2 separate regions of the Mus musculus genome follow, and region 1 is linked to region 2. The links are chromatin contacts, found by Hi-C or POLR2A ChIA-PET in ENCODE. All regions are on one chromosome and are shown on one strand. Each heading gives the region's core, a stretch centred on a gene start or an enhancer-like site at or near the end of the contact. The rest is flanking DNA. Distances are from core to core; before and after follow the strand shown. Region 1 holds the start of Eed (embryonic ectoderm development). Region 2 holds the start of Hikeshi (heat shock protein nuclear import factor).

The links. Hi-C counts contacts between places; a loop is a spot of excess contacts on that map. ChIA-PET counts read pairs that join two places held with the same protein, here RNA polymerase II (POLR2A).
Region 1: a loop to region 2 is called in a map of heart, with 5 times the contacts of the local background. The contact joins the promoter of Eed here to the promoter of Hikeshi in region 2. A Hi-C loop is called at or near these places in 7 of 37 maps with a recorded cell type or tissue (adrenal gland, gastrocnemius and heart). POLR2A ChIA-PET finds 5 or more read pairs at or near these places in 3 of 5 experiments (Patski and embryonic stem cell).

The regions. Positions count from the first base shown.
Region 1 is chr7:89,978,974-89,982,990 of GRCm38, reverse strand. Eed (embryonic ectoderm development) reads left to right here and starts at 2,015. Exons shown (of 12, transcript NM_021876.3): 1 at 2,015-2,579. The coding sequence starts at 2,466. RefSeq lists cis regulatory regions at 1,538-1,545, 1,741-1,748, an enhancer at 1,720-1,756 and a promoter at 417-2,179.
Region 2 is chr7:89,939,731-89,943,694 of GRCm38, reverse strand. It overlaps Hikeshi (heat shock protein nuclear import factor), which reads left to right and starts at 2,491. Exons shown (of 5, transcript NM_026304.3): 1 at 2,491-2,726. The coding sequence starts at 2,697.

The DNA of each region.
Region 1 (4,017 bases), core at 766-3,265, 40 kb before region 2:
AGGAGCATCCAGTATTGATAGTGTAGCAGAAGCCAGAAGACTTCTCATTGCAACGGACACCTGCAAGATGTGTGGACAAGGGTATACTGTGTGACACCCTGTGACACACTACAGCTTCCACGATGAGAGGTGTTTTGGGTTTTTTTTTTTATTCTATCTTATTTTCTTTTGGGGAGGAGGTTGCAAGGGTGGAGGGCAGATACAAAGATGAATGGGACTGGAGTGCATGGTGTAAAATTCACAAAGAATCAATAAAAAGTTGATTTAAAATCTTAATCATAAAATTAATAATTGTAAAGCAAAGTAAACCTTTGTTTCAAATTTCAAAGTTTTATCTCCCAGCAACTTTTCCAGAAAAGATAAACATTTAAACTTTTTCACCTAAATTGTCTCATTTAGCTTACATAAACTTCCTCTGAAAGACTAAGACACTGGAGGGCGAAAGGAAAATACTTTTTATTATTAAGTGGGTGCCCAGCAAATGTCTTGTCTGTTTCTACCTCTTCATTTCACAAATGACAAATGACAATATAGAAACAATTCTGTCCTATAATTTCTACCTCTTCATTTCACAAATGACAAATGACAATATAGAAACAATTCTGTCCTATAATTGAGGAGAGGAAGTTCTTCATTCAGACATTCCCATGGCTTAACAATACACCCACCAAATCCACAAGGCTCACAAATTTATTATTTGTCTGTCAAGATTGTACCTGAGGGGACAAGTGAGCTGGCTCAGTGGTTAAGGCTGGCTACAGGCTGGCTACAGGCTGGCTACAGACTGGCTACAGGCTGGCTCGCAAACGTTAGTGACTCCAGTCCCAGGGATCCAACATCCTCTGACTTTGTGTACCAGTACAGACATGTGGGGCACAGACATACACACACTCATACACACATTTTTTTTAATCTAAAAATGAAAAATTAAAGAGTTTTTAATGATACGGGCAAATTTAGTTACCTTTCCCTATATTAAAAAATTGCCTTTTACCTAAGTCTCACAAACTCATGCAGTTGCTCACAGTGACTTATAGGTCTTGTCAGTTTCCTAGAGCCTCAGCTTTCAACAGCTAAAACGAACACTTAAGACTATGAATTATGACAATTCAGAACCATGTAATTTTTATTTATTTATTTTTGGAAAGAGGGTCTATAACGAAGCCCAGGCTGTCCTGGAACTCCTCGTGTAGACCAAACCAGTGTGTAGCTCTAACACACTGCAATCGACCTGCCTCTGACACCCTAGTGCTGGAATAAAAGGCATGCCCCCATACTCTGTCCGATCCATACAATTAAAAAAATTTTTTTTCAAACAGGTTTTTAGTAAATAGCCTTGATTGGCTCGGAACTTGCTATGTCGACCAGGATGATCTAAAGATTGAGGCGAGCAGGCAGTACTTCCGTTGTTGCCCTTCCGATGTTGGATTACTAGAATGTATCATGCATCACAAGGTATTTTTACTTAAGTCTAAATATGTAATTTAAAATACAGGCTTACTTAAGCCAATAGTGGCACCAACCGGTTGAATATAACCAATCATTGTAATAAGTATTTATTAGATAAAATATCTGCCCAGAACGGAGGCGTGTCCGTAGGCACTGATTTGGTACCGTTTTGAAATCCTCCCCGAAGCTTCAGAAACCGGTGGAAAGACTACCTGGTTCAGCAGACAGAACCGAGGGGAGGAGGGGCCAGGAGGCGGCCTGTCGTCTCCGTAACCCAGCGCGAGAATACGCCTCAGCGCATGCGCACCTGCAGGTGGGACCCGTCCATGTGCCCGATGGGGGAGGCGAGCAGGGAACAGCCTATAGATTTTGAATCTCTCCCTTCAAAAAAAGAATCTAGGCTGTGAGAAGTTCCGTAAACACTAACTCGAAGTTGTTCTCCCGAGCTCCGCATCAGGGACCGTAGACACAGACCCCCTAAAACAAGAGGTGACTTCTCTTTCCTCCCCCCTCCCTCGGGAGCAGTGGTGGGCCGATCCAGGCCACAGACTTTCGTTCGTTTGCAGCGGGTCGGAGATCGAAGGATTGAGCCAATTGCGGATGAAACGTCTTGGCCAGGAAGGGGGTGAGGGAGCAGCCCTTTGAGTTCCGCCTCGTCTCTAGGCGCTGGTGGGGAAGGGGGACGTAGGAAACCCCTGCCCTCTGAGCCAGCAGATCCGACGCCTCGGTGCAAAGTGTCGAGAGGGCGGCGGGAAAACCGCCCGCCCGGACCAAGGGACGGGAAGCAGCCGGGAAGCCGTGCGGGAGGGCGCGCGCGTGCGCGCCCCTTTTTCAGCAGTGTGGCGGGGTCGCACGCACGCCCGCCTCGGCGGCTGGGCGCGATTTGCGACAGTGGGGGGGGCGGCGGCGGTGGCGGCGCCGGCAGCTTTGCGGCAGGCTCGGGCCGGGCGTGCTTGACGGCGGTGTGGCGGAGGCCCCGCCCGAGGCGGCAAGAACCTGGAGGGAGGCGGAGGAACATGTCCGAGAGGGAAGTGTCGACTGCGCCGGCGGGAACAGACATGCCCGCGGCCAAGAAGCAGAAGTTGAGCAGCGACGAGAACAGCAACCCGGACCTCTCGGGAGACGAAAATGTGAGTGCAGCCCCGCCTGTCCCGGGACTGTGGAGTAGAAGTTTCAGGTTCTTTGGTAACTGCGGTCGGGGCCGGCGGGCGGGCGGCCGTGGGGGGAGGGAAAGGTGTCACCCGCGCTCAGGAGAACGCAGGCGTGCGGGGAAGTCCGGTTTGGCTGGGGCTTTCGAGCTGGGACTGCGGCAGATAGCAAGCAGAAAGTTGTCGAGGAGCGGATTAAAGGTCCCAAAGGGTCTGCGAGGTCCGCTCAGATCGTCCCTGCGTGGGAGACGGAGTTTGTGCCTTTGGGGGCTTGACGCTGATTGCGAATCTGAGATTGTACTTACTGGTTTAAAAGGCATGCTCGAGGTAAGAGGTTCAGTTTTCCCCAGGAAAGTTGGTACGAAGGGTCCTCGTAAGGATCCGAGGGGCTGTGTCACTGTAGAGCACTACGGGATCTTCAGGATGGAAAGTATAGATCTCTGGCTTGGGTTTACGTGACCGTGCGGTTATGTATGCCCCTTTCCATGGAAGTGCGGTGTGCCTTCGTGTCGACTTTTTTGTGGAAGGAGTAGAATCGAGAAGATCGTAGAGGGGGAGCCACCTTTGATTAAGGCAAAGGAGGGAACAGTTTGAAAGTTTTTGCTTAATGTAAAGGGATTGGAAGATTTCAGGCCACCGTGGTAAATTCTGTACTTGAGCCAAGTGTGAAGATTAAGGGAAGTCGGTGCTTAGAGAAATGCCGCCCCGTAAAAAAAAAAAAAAAAAAAAAAAAAAAAAAAAAATACTATGCAAGCGTTGTAAAGAGTACTAGACACGTGTTCTAATAATTAGATACTTATATTCTGATAGGGTAGCGTAGAGGCTTTGGCCTTTCGTATAATGATTACTTAGACTTTAATGAAAATGTCAAATTTATAATGAGGAAATTGTCAGGGAAAAAATTTAAGTGAAAGCTCATTTTATCTTTCCAAACTCCTAAGGTACATTTTTTGATGCTTTCTAAATTTATCCATAGTTGAATGATTGAGTTAGCTTTTGCTTCGGTCCCTTCAAAGAGGGACAAGACTTAACGTTTTGGTATGTGTGTTTTTGACACATTATTGAACCCTTTGGGGTCCTCTCAGAAAAAGGGATTTTTTGTTTGTTTGTTTGAGTTAGAATCTCCCTGTTCAACATAGACTCTCCCCATGCTGCCCTCACACCTGTTACCTTCCGTGCTTTAACCCTCTCAGTACCTAGAAGACATTTATGCACCACCATATCCTGCAGAATACTGTGGATGTATAGATGAAGCACATAAGATTACAAACCAGACCAAGTATAAAACTTTAAAATATATTTAATTTTCTTAAAGGGACAGAGGCATAAAAGCTCATTTGTAAAGCACATGCCTGACATCATTGGAGGGACAGGTTCTTTCCTCACCAAAGGGTGTGTGTGTGTGTGTGTGTGTGTGTGT
Region 2 (3,964 bases), core at 1,242-3,741:
TAATTCTCTGTCCAATCTAGAACTAAAATTATCTACCAGAAAATGGTAAAAAAAAAAAAAAGCAAGTCCTATATAATAAAGACTAAGACTAAGTTAATTAATTAATAAACAGCTAGAGATCATTACAAAGTTTCTAAGCTAGCCAGCTCTCAAGCTACTAATAAGATTGTCTTATAAGGAAAGGAGCAACAATCAAATGCACATCACAGACAAATGAAAACGTTGCCTAAGAACATATAAGTTGAATAGTATGAGTTGCTCCTAAAGTCAGAACATGCACAGAACCCAAGGTGGGAAGTTATACAGGAAACCCTGCAAAGTGAATCACTGACACTGAGCGGGAGTCTACCCACTATTTAGTATTTCACAGGTAAGAACCATCAAAGCGACCCTATTAGGTAAATCCTGATAATATTCCATTTTAAAAATGGTGAAAGCCGGGCATGGTGGCGCACGCCTTTAATCCCAGCACTTGGGAGGCAGAGGCAGGCGGATTTCTGAGTTCGAGGCCAGCCTGATCTACAAAGTGAGCTCCAGGACAGCCAGGGCTACACAGAGAAACCCTGTCTCGAAAAAAAAAAAAAAAAAAAAAAAAAACCAAAAAAAAAAAAATGGTGAAAAAGAGACAAGAGAATGTTAGGTTAGCCAGTGTATCATGCAGCTGGTAAATGCCTGAAGTGAACAGAAGCAATCTGACGGCCAGTGGTCTTACTACGTACATCCTTTCTAGTCTAAGTTCAGGAGGCAGAGGCAGGCGGATTTCGAGGCCAGCCTGGTCTACAGAGTGAGTTCCAGGACAGCCAGGGCTACACAGAGAAACCCTGTCTCGAAAAACCAAAAAAAAAAAAAAAGAAGAAGACTTGCACTGTTTGCACTGGGGAAGAGAGACCTGTTATGGCTGGTGGTCCATGCTCAGATAGATCAAGCTTCGAAAAGACTGTGTTCTTTCCTCATGCAAAAGGCACAGGGATTAAAGCTGAAAAAGGGAGAATGAGTGCGGTGGCGGTGGCGGTCGATCCTTGGTGCTACTTCCTTTAGATAATGTTTTGTGTTTCCAATGAGCCTTTTCTGGAAATGCATCCAGAACTCAAAGGACAAGTCAGTCAGTTATGGGGCTGTGTGTGTGTGTAATGCCAGCCCTCGGGAGGTGGAGGAGAAGGATCAGGAATCCAGTATTATCCTCGACTACACAGCACGGTCCAGGCTAGTCTAAATTATGCAAAACCTTGTCTATTTAAAAAACAAACAAACAGAGAGACAAATAAATGAATAAAAACAAACAAACAAACACCAATCCCAAAAGATGAGCAGCAGTGTCACACACTTTTTTATTTTTTGGCTTTTTGAGACAGGGTTTCTCCGTGTAGCCTTGGCTGTCCTGGAACTCACTTTGTAGACCAGGCTGGCCTCGAACTCAGAAATCTGCCTGCCTCTGCCTCCCATGTGTGGGATTAAAGGTGTGCGCCACCACGCCCAGCTAGTATCAGATACTTTTAATTGTAGCATTTAGCAGGTAGAGGGAAGCAGATCTGAGTTTGATGCCAGTCTGGTCTAGAGTGAGTTCCAGAACAGCTCAGGCTACATCGAGAAACCCTGTCTTGGAAAACAACTCCCCAAAGTGAGAAAACTTAGATTATTATTTTTTTTAAAAGGCATTTTTACAACAAAACTCCCTAAGCAGCACCAGACCCTATTCTTAGTGGCAGTTATCAATTAATTCATCATTTAATCCTTCCAGCAACCCAATAGGTCTATTTGTCTCAGTTTGCAGATGATTGACTGATGAAGCTGTTATATAGCTTGCCTACAGTTGTACAGCACATTAGTTGGGGCGGGGAGGAAGCACAAGTGAAGCACTACAAGAAATATAAGCAAGAACACAACTACGTGTTAAAACTAGTATTTAGTGGGGAAAAGGACTTCTGGACCTCTATAGCTTTAGTGGTCCACGCCTATAATTCCAGCAATTGGAGGCTGAGAAAGGAGTGCACAAGTTCGAGGTCTACCTGGGCTAGGTAATAAGACACTGCCATAAAAATGAGATAAAAATATATTAACATTTTTGATATAATGTTTGTCAGGAAGAATGCAGTAAGTTGGTTGCAACTTGAATTTACGCTCCAAAAATCAATTTTTCAAGCTTCCGGGCAGGTTATGCCGAACCAATTGCCCTCCGTATAAAACGGAGATAATATTTATCCCATTAAGCTTTTGAAAGGAGAGGCTGGGTGAAACGATTCTGGCAAAGGCGTATTGTTACTCCTAAAATGTTACACAACCGCCAGAAAGGTCTTCTCCCAGCACCACCTTTAGAAACTTTGACTCACACAGGCACGGAAATCATGTACTATCAGTAGTAACTTTCAAATTCTCCCGGCTCGCCCTCTGGGAGGCTGGCGCACTGCACTATGGGATTTGTAGTCTTAGCGCGATACCAGCTCCTCCTTACTACCTTAGAAGGAGGAAATGGGTGTAATGACCCGGAAGTACTCGTTCCGGAGAGGCGTGCAAGTTAGGAAGGAAGGGTCAGAGGTCGCCGGCCCAGATGCGTTCCTGTGTTGTTATGTAGTGGAGGGTCACGTTCCTTCCTGCAAATTCTGGAAGGTTCTTGAGTTCAATTAGGACAGTGGCTGCGGAATTCCTGGTGTCCGGCCTGAGGTGCCCGCTGGCCTAGCAGAGGCGCCGAGGGCGCTGCCATGTTTGGCTGCCTGGTGGCGGGGAGGCTGGTGAGGATGGCCCGGGCGGTGGCAGGAAGGGGTCGGTGACTGAGAGCTGGGTGGTGGCACGGTGCACGGCGCTTGGAACGCGGGGAAACCTGGTCATTGTGCTTTTTTTCCTGGGCGTGTGCGACGGACGGGCAATGGGACGCTGGCCCCACTCTTAGCTGTGTTTGCGAGGCTGTCAGGATGTGACTGCATTTTGTTGAGTGCGGATTTTGTTCCACCTGCTGGGTTGAGTGCTGTAGTTACTTGTTAATTTCAGCCTTCTGTACGGCATTTCGCCGTAACCGTGGTAACTCGTGAGCTAGTCTTTCTCTCTTTGCTGTTCAGGAACGTACACTCAGTAGATAGTGTAGTAATTACTCTTGTAAATTGATAATGCTACTTAGAAGTAAAGCTGAGATTTGTAATCTAAAGCTAAGTGGTTTTCGGAAAAATTCAATTTTCCGGACAATGAAGGTGTTTTGTTTTGTTTTTCCTTTTTGGTGTCTTTGGAAGGCCCCCCCCCCCCTTTCAGAAGTTTACCGACCCAGTTTAAAATACAATAATTGCAAGTTGCTTAATAGAAATGACTGAAATTTAGGTGTGAGCCGTACCTGTGATAACTAAAGGATTCGAGTACAATGCTTTCTTTTTGGTCAGAGAGATGCCCTTGCTTAGCCAGAGCCTTAGAATGAAATGAAATGAAATGAGTGCGGGAGTGGTTGAGGAGTAACCAGAGTGAATCTTGTTTGCTCTTTAGAAACCAGCGATGTATCCGTCTTGAGACGTGACTCCTTTCTCTTTAGAGCTATTCTTGTTTTGTTTCTCCTTGTTTTGTTAAATACTGCAACCTCTTTGTTAAATTGTGCCTCACGTGTGGTAAGCGAGAGCTCCACGCCTCCGTTTTCACCAGCTTTTGATAATGTATTCTATACACGCTGCTCTTAAGAAAAACACGTGGTTCCAAGAAACCATGGACTTCTGTCTGCAGTGAATGGGAGGCTCCTGTGGAGGTGAGGTAGTGCTAACCCTGGTCAATAGCTTTTGGAATGTCCCAGTAGGAGCTCTGGGGTTTGGAAGATGAAAGAAACAATTTGAGAAGAACGTGTTCCTCAGATGTCTGCCATTAATAAAGCCCAGCTTCGTGTCTTACACCTGTATTTCCAGCTCTTCAGAAGGCTGAGGGAGGAGACCCACAGTTGCAAGGCTAGACCCTGGCTCTAAAACAGTGGTGGGGTAGTTCAGTAGTTAAAACACTTTTT